Linked DNA regions of Homo sapiens: region 1 is linked to region 2. Evidence: chromatin contacts called from ENCODE Hi-C or POLR2A ChIA-PET data. All regions are on one chromosome and are shown on one strand. Each heading gives the region's core, a stretch centred on a gene start or an enhancer-like site at or near the end of the contact. The rest is flanking DNA. Distances are from core to core; before and after follow the strand shown.

Region 1 (5,289 bases), core at 237-2,736, 300 kb before region 2:
TGATGATTGTATATTCACAGTCAAGGGCACAAGAAGAGGGGATAGAACTTGGGTTACAAGGGCAAAATTTAACCCCGAGACTACTCATGAATAATGGAACCAGTGGTGACATTAAACAGCCTTTTGTGAGTTTCCCCCATTCATGAGACATAAACCTATACTGCCCTTTATCAGGATACAGTGGTTTGGGGTGATGGTCCTAATCCCACAGACAGAGCTGGCAAGAAGAAATCCATGGGGCTCTAAAAACTAGCTGCAGCTGGCTGGGCATGGTGGCTCATGCCTGTAATCCCAGTACTTTTGGAGGCTGAGGCAGGCAGATCAGTGGGTCAGGAGATGGAGACCAACATGGAGAAACCTTATCTCTACTAAAAATACAAAAATTAGCTGGGCATGCTGGCGTGTGCCTGTAATCCCAGCTACTCAGGAGGCTGAGGCAGGAGAATCGCTTGAAGCAGGGAGTCGGTGGTTGCAGTGAGCCGAGATTATACCACTGCACTCCAGCCTGGCAACAGAGCAAGACTCCATCTCAAAACAAAACAAAACAAAACAAAACAAAACAAAACAAACAAACAAAAAAACTAGCTGCAGCCTTGCTTCCAAAGCCCTGCCTACACAAATTACTCCAAGACATTCCCAAAAGGTATTTCTCTGACTCAAGGAGAATGCCATTTAAAGAAGCACAATGGGCCAGGCGCGGTGGCTCACGCCTGTAATCCCAGCACTTTGGGCGGCCAAGGCGGGTGGATCATTTGAGGCCATAAGTTTGAGACCAGCCTGACCAAAATGGTGAAACCCTGTCTCAACTAGAAATGCAAAAATTAGCTGGGTGTGGTGGTGCGCACCTGTAATCCCAGCTACTCAGGAGGCTGAGGCACGAGAATCGCTTGAACCCGGGAAGCGGAGGTTGCAGTGAGCTGAGATAGCACCACTGCACTCCAGCCTGGGCTATAGAGTGAGATTCTGTCTCAAAAAAAAAAAACAGCAGCAGAATGACAGTAAGCAAGTGATACACACTGAGGGACTAGGGTGGCAGAGCAGAGATTCATTTCCCCTGGGAACACCAACATGAGCACCCCAGAGAGGGTAAACACAGTGGATTGGCATAGAAAGTTGATTGGCTACACATGCAATTCTTGAACCTCTGATGGGCGTGGCTTCGTGCCCACTCACGTCTCCTATATCCGCCTCCCTTCTGTATTTGTAGCCTCAGCACCTCTGCTGGCAGGTAGAGTATACAGAGCAGCTTTCTGGGTCTTTCTAGTGAGTCTAGACCAAACTTCAGAGTAAAGGCAAAAAAATAATAATAAAATAAAGAGAAGAATGAAATAAGAGGATTCCTTGTGAATGGGTATGAGCCCTGAATCTCTTCCCAACATGCCTTTAAATTTTCCCTACAAATATTTGGATCTGTGTACAGCAAGCCTGCGTTTCGTGGAGCAACTTGCTCTCTCAGTGACCCCTGGGTCCAAGAGTTGGCTGGAAACAGGAACGACTGGCCAAAGCCTGGATGGATTCGGCTGGGCTCAGTCCCTGCAGGCTTTGTTCTTCAATCTGTTTATACAGTTTCCCGTAGGAGTCTGTAATTTTAATCAGTAAATATCTCCCTTGATTTATCACCTTCTATTGACATAGTGGTAATTCAAGCAGTGGAGCTAAAGCTGGGCCTGCTGTGTGTTTTTTCCCCTCATTGTGCCCGAGCTCTGTTTGATTTTTCTCAGTCCTCTTAGGTAATTGGACCGCCTCTGACACTCTCTGTATGACAAGGCTGTGGTCAGGGGTCAGTGGGTCCCCCTTCTGAAGGGCAAAATGCTCTAACCAGTCACGGCGCAACCCCATCTCGAGTTTGCTAAAAGCGGAGCAGACAAACCACAGACTGATAGGGCCCAGTGGATTTCATTTAAAAAGCAGAAATCCAAGATGCGTATAAAGGACCCTGTTATTCATTCCCTCTAGCCCCAGAGACAACTTGGAGACTTAATCTCCTGATTTAGTGTCTCTGAGTTGAGCAGGGAGACCCTCTTTCCCTAACCTTCTAGAGTTGCCAATTTCCACGTGAGCAGTTTGAGCCCTCTACAAAAATGGGGTTGGATAAGGCCTGGTACTTAGTTCTATTATTTTTTTTTATTAATGCACTTATTTATTTGGCACTTGTGCTAGTAAATTTGTAACATTCTTTGGGCACTCAGCATCTTGATTTCAATATAACCTTTGACCAAAACTGTTCATGAGCTCCTTGATGGTCAAAGAAATGAAAACTTGATAGTCATGGAGGGGAGTGGAGTCAAAGCTGTCTTGAAAGGCCCAAGGTTCTGGGCTAAGCTACTTGTGTTACTTGTAGGTGGCCCAGAAATAAAAGGAATGGTTTGATGTCAGAGGACAGGATCTAGATTCCCAAAAGATCTCAATGAAGTAAACAGTTGACTGAAACTTAAAATGGTAAAAATCAATGTATAGTGCTGAACTTTGGTTCCAGAAATCAAATGCCAAGCCACCAAACAAGGGCAATCTGTGTAAACATAAATTTGGTGAGAATATATTAGAAGTCCAGGTATCCACAAGGTCAGTAGATGCTAACTGTATGAGTTACGGCTGCCAAAAACACTAATAAAATCTTTGGTTATGTTGGTGTGAGCATGGTTCCCTCCAACCATTATCTCACTCAATTTGACTTTCATTTACAATTTTCATCATTGTATCCCCTGTAGTGACTAAACAGTGCTTCATATAACAAAAGCTTATTTACGTATCGTTGGGTGGGTAGGTGCATGGATGGATGGATGAATGGATAGATGGGAGGATGGATGGACGGATAATGGGATGGAACTGACTCACTAGTCAACACATATCTAAAATATTATATTGCTTCTGCCATGCTTCTGTGCCTGTAATCCCAGCTATTTGGAAGGTTAAGGTGAGAGGATCGCTTCAGGACAGAAGTTTGAAACCAGCCTGGGCAACATAGTGAGACCTGGTCTCAACAAAAATAAAAATAAAATAAACTATTGTGTTGAATTTTCAATGCCATGTTTAAGGATGAACATGAATAAAGTGGAATTTATCAAGAGAAGAATGCTAGAGAGTGAAGGACTGGGGAATCATGCCATAGACAAATGAGTTGAAGAAATTGGCACATTTAATCCAAAAGAGGAAAATGATGAAGGAGTCTTTGGGGTAGGGGCACTGGGGAGAAGGAAAGAAATGTCATCTATGGTCAGGCGCGGTGGCTCACGCCTGCGATCCCAGCACTTTGGGAGTACGAGGCAGGCGGATCACTTGAGGTCAGAAGTTTGAGACTAGCCTGGTCAACATGGTCAAACCCCATCTCTACTAAAAATTCAAAAAAATAGCTGGGTGTTGTGGCGGGTGCCTGTAATCCTAGCTACTCAGGAGGCTGAGGCAGGAAAATTGTTGGAACTGAGGAGGCAGAGGTTGCAGTGAGCCAGGATCACACCACTGTACTCCGGAGTGAGACCCTGTCTCAAAAAAAAAAGAAAAAGTCATCCACATTTAGAATTTTGAAGGATGGTGTGTGGGAGAGGGATTAAACTAATTTACATTGCTTCAGAGGACAAAGCTAGAAGCACCTGGTGGAAGCTACAGTTAGGTAGATCTCAGCTCAGAGTAAGGAAGCTAGAAGGATTCCCTGATGCCTGCAGAGAGGTAGCCCGCCCCGACTGATGGGTCTTTCTGTTTTTCACGTGAGGCTGACTGTCATAGCAGCCCCTGTTCGCAGCAGCTCTTTCCCTACCGCGCCTCCACAACTAATTGTCAGTGTCCCTTGCTCAATGCTTTATTTAACAGTGCTTTGCATTAAAGTGAGCTCATATGTCTGTCTCCTCCACTAAGCTATAAATTCCTTGAGAACAAGGCCTATCCCTTTCCTACTCTTTATATGTAGTAGAAACACAATCAACATTTACTTTCTTTGTTCAGTTAAATAGGAATTGGCTGCCTCTTCTATTCAAGTCCACTACCCAAAAAATTGTATTTGGTCTAGTCTGAGATCTGTGGAAACACAGAAACTCCTGAATGGTAATATAACCATATTGGCTGTATGCCAGTGTTCTGTGTATTTTGGGAAAGATCACATCTGTGAATCTGTTCTTCCCATCTTTAAAGTAGGGATACCTATGTTCTTGCGGCTCACAATGCTGTGCACATAATGTTTCATACGCTTCCAAAGAAAAGTAATCTCTAAATGTAAGGTGCCATTATGACGATATGTGTCACATTAAAGAAACATTTTCTCCTTCCCCTTTAACATTAGTATTCTCTTTTGTTCCGCAAGTTTTCACTATAAAATTCTAGAAAGTTCATTTCCAAAAACCCCATTTATCTGCTACCCATTCAAACAGCTACAAAGCACTGGAGCCTCTTTTGCATAGAATGGAAGATATTTTTATTTTCCCTCCAACCATTATCTCACTCAATTTGAATTTGACTTGGGTATTTGGTTGGTTGGTTGGTTGGTTGGCTGGTTGGTTGGTTGGTTTTGAGACGGAGTCTTGCTCTGTTGCCCAGGCTGGAGTGCAGATATTAATTTTAGGAATTAATCGTTATTTGGGCTTTTTCTAATAACTCACGTCATTGAGTATTTTGGTCTGAGGGATATACAAATGTCACCTTCAAGTCACATTAATTGGACCAAGTGCCTCCAATGTGCTGATGAAATCAGCTTGCTTCCATGACTTAGTCATGCTGATGCTGCAAATCTAGGTGGGGCCGAAGATGAAATGATGAAGGCACTTTCCTTTATGCTTATTCTGTGGATGAAAAAAATTGCTCTGATGCAAGCCTTGTGCTTGTTCTCATTATTACATCATTGCATTCCCAGCATATTAGATGGCAGGATAGGGCTGGACCAGCACATCAAGAAGAAGACTTTTTTCCACTCTTAGCTCTTGTCTAGCCTACATTTTATCACACTGCCACGTTCCTTCCCAAAGGTGGCAGCATTCTGGAGAATGGTAAAGGGAAATGATTTCCAGAGAAGTAATTAGCAAAGTGCATGGAGGTTTAAGGAAAAAAAAAAAAAAAAGGAGAAGAAGAAGAAGGCTATCAATCAATAAATAATAAAAAATTCAGCCGAGGGCATTTTCCATCTTGGTATTCTTGGCTAAGAGAGCAAGAAAGAGAGATGCATGAGGACAGGTCAAGTTACTCCTCCTTAGCTCATGTTACTCAGCTTCAATATAATACAGTGTACTCACATAAAGGGAGGTGATAAGGAACAAAAATGGGAACTATGCTTTCACCTGCACTTGACTTCCTATCATCACTTGAGAC
Region 2 (5,917 bases), core at 3,387-5,886:
TTTTTTGGCTTGCATTTTAGAGAAGTGTGGTTCCCGCCAGCCTGGATAGGGTACATCTTTTCTTGCTGATCTTTCTCTCTGTTTCACAGTTTTTCTCAGTTTGGGAGAACAGTCTTCAAATAAGCATTTAATTTTGCTTTTTGCTACTTATGTCTTATTCCATTAGCAGTTTTGAGGGACTTTGAAAGGACTTTGTAAAGATGTGTTTTTCAGAGTGGATGTTAAATGGGTTTTTATAGTTTTATGCCTCAAGACTATCTTGAGACCTTTTGTGTATATGTTAATAAAAGGAGCCATTTATTGCTTTTAAAAGATCTTTGACCTCTGCTCTAATTAGAATATCAAAAATCAGACAATGTGTGATTTTCCTGGTACAGGGCCATCTGTTGTTTCAACCCAAAATTTTATCAAAAATTGTCATATTATAAAGTCAAAAAAGAATGTGTGTATTTTTCACCCCCCGTTTCCATTGGTTGGCTGAAACAAAAGAAGTGTATTTTCTCACAGTTCTGGACGCTAAAGGTTCAAGATCCAGGTGCCGGCAGTTTTGGCTTCTCCCGAGGCCTTGGTCTCATATAGCCTGGTCTCTGTGAGTCCCCCTGGTGTGTCTCTGTATGATTAGGACATACCAGATAGATTGGATTAGGGTCTACCCTAAAGGCCTCACGTTAACCTAATCACCTCCTTAAAAGTCCTGTCTCCAGTCATAGCTACATCCTCAGGTACTGGAGGTTGGGACTTCAACCTAGGACACTGGGAGGACCACAGTTCAGTCTATTACCCAGACTTTCTGATATCTGAAGCCAGTTTCTTGTTTCCTTTTCTGTGGTCACTTTGGGTGGGGCAGGAGGGTAGGACAGAAGGTGGTGGGAGAGATGAAGGGAGGTCATGGAGATCCTGGAAGTCGCCTCGGACAGAACTGTCAGCGCCCACCAGGCCTTCTCTGGTTTCCTGCTCGCAGCACACGGTTCTCAGTGCTGGCCTTGGCATGGGATTAACTACTGCGACCTCGCTGGAAGGGGACTCCAAATGAAGCCGGAAGTGCTCAAAGACACTTGTTAGGACAGGAAAAGGGGTCAGAGCCCTGTGTCCTCTGAGCCCATTTTACCATGACTCTTTCCTTGCCTGTTCTCACACAGCCCTCACCGAAACCTTCTTGCTGGCAAACACCAAGAGGACTGACAGCCGGCCACGTGGAGGAAGGTTCTTGTGCCTGTGAAATTTGATGGTCTTAGCATCGAGAAAAGCTGCCTTTGCTGAAGGTGCTCCAGCAGGCTGGCCTGTGTTAGGCTCCTGTTGGAGGGATTTATAGAAATAAAAACTCCTTAGCTGGGCATGGTGGCTCACACCTGTAATCCAGCACTTTGGGAGGCCGAGGCGGGCGGATCACTAGAGCTCAGGTATTGGAGACCAGCCTGGCCAACATGATGAAACCCCACCTCTACTAAAAATATAAAAATTAGGCAGGTATGGTGGCGGGTGCCTGTGATCCCAGCTTCTCGGGAGGCTGAGGCAGGAGAATCACTTGCACCTGGGAGGCAGAGGTTGCAATGAGCAGAGGCCGCGCCATTGCACTTCAACCTGGGCGACAGAGCGAGACTCCGTCTCAAAAGAAAAAAAAGAAATAGAAACCCCTCCTTGCTGCCCACTGTGCTTTTAGGGACTAAGCAGATCTCCCTGGGCTTGTGTGTGGTGTTTGTGCTCTGGTTGGGGTAGATGCTACCTAGAGCCTTACAATTTTCTATGACCCATTAGGGTATAGAATTCAATAGGGGGCCAGCTGATTGACTGGACTTCCATCCAAAGGATTTCAGTTGCTCGAAGTACCTGAAGGACTTTTAATTCCTTGGTTTTTCCTTACCCTGTGTTATATACTCCAGGCTGGACATAATATAAAGATCCCAGTGTGTATATTGTTACCTTGTGTAGCTTTCATTCGGAGCCCGTCCTTCACTTGCGCTTCCAGGGCAAGTCACATCCTGCTTCCCATGGCTGGTCTTTCCCAGATTGAGCCTGTGATGTGAGCCTCGAGGGCAGCCTCCACAGGGCCGTTCCTGTCCTGCACGAGCATAAAGCAGAGGCGAACTCGGACCCTTCCTGGCAATCTTGGATGTCTCATGTCGCTAGGTTCCCATTGCAGCGGCCCATCTGTCTCAGTGCCATGTGGCTAGTGGCTGCTGTATTGGATGTGCAGACAGAAGCCATTTCCTTCCCTGGAGAAGGTTCCTGAGGACAGGGCTGCTGTAGACAGCAGCAGAGTAGGGACTTGGTACAGAGGCCCAGGGCCCAGGGCTGTGCTCTTCCCACTGCGTCTGGCCTCCTTGCTGCAGGCTGACAAACTCATCCACGGGACAAGTAGCACTTTGCCCCAGGGGTGGGATTCTTTGTGTCTAGATAACAGTGTGATCCATTGCTGGATTCTCTCCAGGATAGAAATGAAGAAATCCTAAGACTGCGGTGAGCAAAGCAGCAGCAGTTATCTGTGACTCTGCACACTCCAGAGCGCGTGCCTCGGGTTGCTCTGAGAAGTGGAAACAGTTTGCATGGTTTTCCTAATGTCCAAAGCCCTTTGTGACTTCCTTGTGTGAGTCCATTTCAGAAGCATTGAGAAGCCCCACAGCATGGGGAGGGCAGCCCTGATCTGATTGGCCCTGGCAGGGGTCCTCACTGGAGTGGCTTCTAGCCTGTCACCGGCACTGGCACCAGTGAAGTGCGTGTGTGATGAGGATGTAGCCTGGCCATCTGCTATGCAGCCTTGAACCCAGCCCACATGTTTTTATGGCAATAATGGGAATTTTGTAGTAGATGTCAGCTGGACTTTTGGTAGGTGAGTTTTTTTTGTTTTTTTGTTTTTGTTTTTGTTTTCTTTTTTTGTAGAGACAGGGTCTTTACACAGGCTGGAGTGCAGTGGCACAATCATGGCTCACTGTAGCCTCCATCTCCTGGGCTCAAGTGATCCTCCTGCCTCAGTCTTCCAAGTAGCACAGGCATGCACCACCACACCTGGCTAGTTTTTTCATTTGTAGACAGGGTCTCACTATGTTGTCAGGGCTGTTCTTGAACTCCTGGCCTCAAGTGATCCTCCTGCCTCAGCCTCCCAAAGTTGTGACTTGCCCTGTTCAGGTTTACAAGCCCACTATAATTCAGGTGTGAGTTGCCTCCTTCACCACTCAACCCGTGGCCCCCAGTTAAGGGGGCTTCTTTGGGCAGGAAATAGAGGCGCCATGTCTCCAGCAACCTTGAGTACAGGGCTGACTGCAAGGAGGAGGGGCCTGAGTTGACCTGAACTTTGAAGAATCCACGCACGTGCTTGTCTGGGATCAACATAGCTCTTTGGGGCTCTCTGTTTTAGCCCAGGGATCAGAAGTTTTTTTTCTAAAAACCAAATCCTTTCCTAGTGACTCACCGCCCAAGTATGAAACACAGGAAAGACTTTTGTCCTTTTAACTTGAGGACGAGTCGTCTCTACTACAACATAAACACCAGACACGAAGAATGAGAAACTTACTGTGCTCAGGGTGTGTGCTATGATGACTAAGGCAAACTGAGATTCTCCTCCTACGCTGGACACTCTGATGCGTGGTCACTTTCCGCAGACCATCTTCATACAGAAGACCGTGATGTTTATTTCCACAATAAGAATTTGATCTCACTATTAGATATTGTAACAACAACACCAACAACAACAACAGAAAAACCTACACAGTGCCTTAACACCTTTGTTCTCTTGGTGGCCCCAGCGCTGCGAGTCCAGAGGTCATTATCCGATTCTTGAGGGCTGATGACCTACTTCTGATTTCCATATCTAGCTGGCCTTGGACAGACAGGCCTGATCGAATTCTGCAGCCATTTGATTCCCTGCGGACCTGTGCCCAGACCCTGGGCGGATCTGAAGACTTCCTCAGAACACATAAGACCGGGGAGATTTGTGCCATACCGGGCTGTTTTCTCTGAGCTTTGCTTTAATCAGGAATGTAGACTATTTTTTGGTTTTGGTAGATGGCGTGCAGGGGCAGGGCATCCAGTCATTCCTGTAAGGCATTATTACAGGGCTAATTGGGAAATAGTGATTCTTTTTCAATAACTATTTTGGAATCACCCCCCTTTCTCCCCCGCCAAGTCTCTGTTCCCCTTGGGATTGTCAGGCTCACGTTGAAAGACCCCCAGAGGGAAGGATGTTGGCATATATCATAGATATCTGGAAAGAATGTTTCAACCACACCTGGCTGCCGTGTGTGAGGACAAATTTAATTTATTTTAAAAATCTGGCCACAGGCGGCTTTTTCTGTTTGTTTCTTTAGGGGGGAAAAAAATTGAAAAGCAGCAGCAAGCTATGGTTCACATTTGTTTTCTTCCAGATTGGACCAGCCAGGAGAAGAGAGATTATCTCTAAAGGATATGAAAGGTTTAATCATTTTAATTTTGTTTTTATTAAAGTATATCATAACTTTTTTTTTTTTCAACATGCCTGGGTAGAACAGGAGAGAAGAGGAGGTAATATAAATATACAGAAACCCTCAAGCATTTGGTTAATAAAACTTTCCAACGGGCGATGCCTCGTGGGGAGGAAGTGGTTGGATGGCTGGGGATGGTGGGCCGACTGGGGAAGGCGGTGACTGCGCTGAATCGTAGCCAGCATCTTGCAAGCTTCCTGTCCAGTTCCAGCAGACACTTGTGGGAGCTCAGAGCTTTCATGAAACTGAATGAGAAGAAGCTCTGACTGTGGGCTTATTCCATCATGTTTCTCAAGCGAGACTGGATCCCTGAGCCATCTGTGGCTGAAGAAGTCTGAATTTACAGAGAACAGTAAAATTTGCTTCTATAAGATTCTTCCACCCCTACCATCTCAATGAAATATTTGAACCCGGTTATTTTGAAAACTTGCTTTAGGCCAAAACCTCTGAAGTTGCATGCATGCACGTGTGTTTTATGAAGCGGCGAAGTTGGGATAAAAATAGCCTTAGTTTTTGGATAGAAAAACTATCCTATAAATTATGGTGAAACTGAGTAACCAGGATGCTAGATTAACAGGATTTTAGGCTCGTTTTCCCTTTAGGACAGAAAAATAAGCTCATTTCAACATTAATTCAATTGTCAAAAATCACCGGGGCATGGGCTGGAGTTATCATCACAGGTGTTCACTGTGGCCTCCCCTCTCTTCCAGGGCTGTAAAACTCTGCAAAGGCGTGACTGTTTGGAATTCCAGCCCTGGGACCGGGCAGGTTGTTGCATCACCTGATAATGATGAAATTATCTTTACCATTATGTTCTTACAAAGGCTTGAAATTTGACTTGCACATTTTAGACATCGCTTTAAGCAGCAGGATTAAAGCATTGTCATCTCGTTACACCTGACTTAACGTGGCAGTTCAGTTAACCCTATACCAGTCTTTAAGTTTTTGGCTGCATTAGCGTTTACAGTACTTTCCACAGCATTTTTATGGGCGGAATGGTTTGTTCATCAAGGAGAAGCAGCTCTTCTAGTGAAAGCTGCAACTCCAGTTCCCTGAATGAAGTAGAAACTGCACTGAGGCTTCAACTTAGCCGTGTGAGCAATGATCTGGCCTCTAGCAGGCTGTGTAGATAGTCACATGTTTTATGAAATTTCCCTCAGGGATTCCCGGGGCATCTGGGCTGTGCCTCCTGGCACAGAGGGCTTCCAAGAGGAGCTGTGTTGGATCTGCAGCCTCCCTGCAGGGCTGGGCTCACAACCAAGCCAGGTCTCCCCGCTGGGAAAGGGATCCAGAGCCCAGTTTCTGCCCCCAGTCTGCAGGTATCTGCCGTATTCAGTGAGCTGTGTTCCAGGTGGAAGAGCGGCCAGGCCACCTTACTGGCCTGTAAGTTTGGAATTCCCTATGGGAGTTCCCTATGGGAATTCTCTATGGGAGTTCCCTGAGCCAGTAAGGGGCAGTTTTCT

Evidence for each region. A loop is a pair of places that touch in the nucleus more often than their neighbours do. ChIA-PET counts read pairs that join two places held with the same protein, here RNA polymerase II (POLR2A). Pooled maps may share reads with other maps.
Region 1: a loop to region 2 is called in a map of IMR-90, with 2.9 times the contacts of the local background. The contact joins two enhancer-like sites. A Hi-C loop is called at or near these places in 1 of 168 maps with a recorded cell type or tissue (IMR-90) and 2 of 50 pooled maps. POLR2A ChIA-PET finds 5 or more read pairs at or near these places in 2 of 52 experiments (AG04450 and BJ).

What each region holds. Positions count from the first base shown.
Region 1 is chr16:73,176,362-73,181,650 of GRCh38, reverse strand. It overlaps a transcript of ZFHX3 not described here. Among named protein-coding and RNA genes, the nearest start is that of ZFHX3-AS3, 54 kb to the left of the region's middle. Within about 2 kb of position 1,486, at least 5 of the 41 ENCODE cell types and tissues checked have a DNase peak (open chromatin) inside an H3K27ac peak, as active enhancers do.
Region 2 is chr16:72,875,135-72,881,051 of GRCh38, reverse strand. All of the region lies in intron 4 of ZFHX3 (zinc finger homeobox 3), which reads left to right. LOC124903715 (a long non-coding RNA gene) reads right to left here. Exons shown (of 2, transcript XR_007065111.1): 2 at 4,412-5,917. Among named protein-coding and RNA genes, the nearest start is that of ZFHX3, 170 kb to the left of the region's middle. RefSeq lists enhancers at 2,293-2,794, 2,809-4,008. Within about 2 kb of position 4,636, at least 20 of the 41 ENCODE cell types and tissues checked have a DNase peak (open chromatin) inside an H3K27ac peak, as active enhancers do.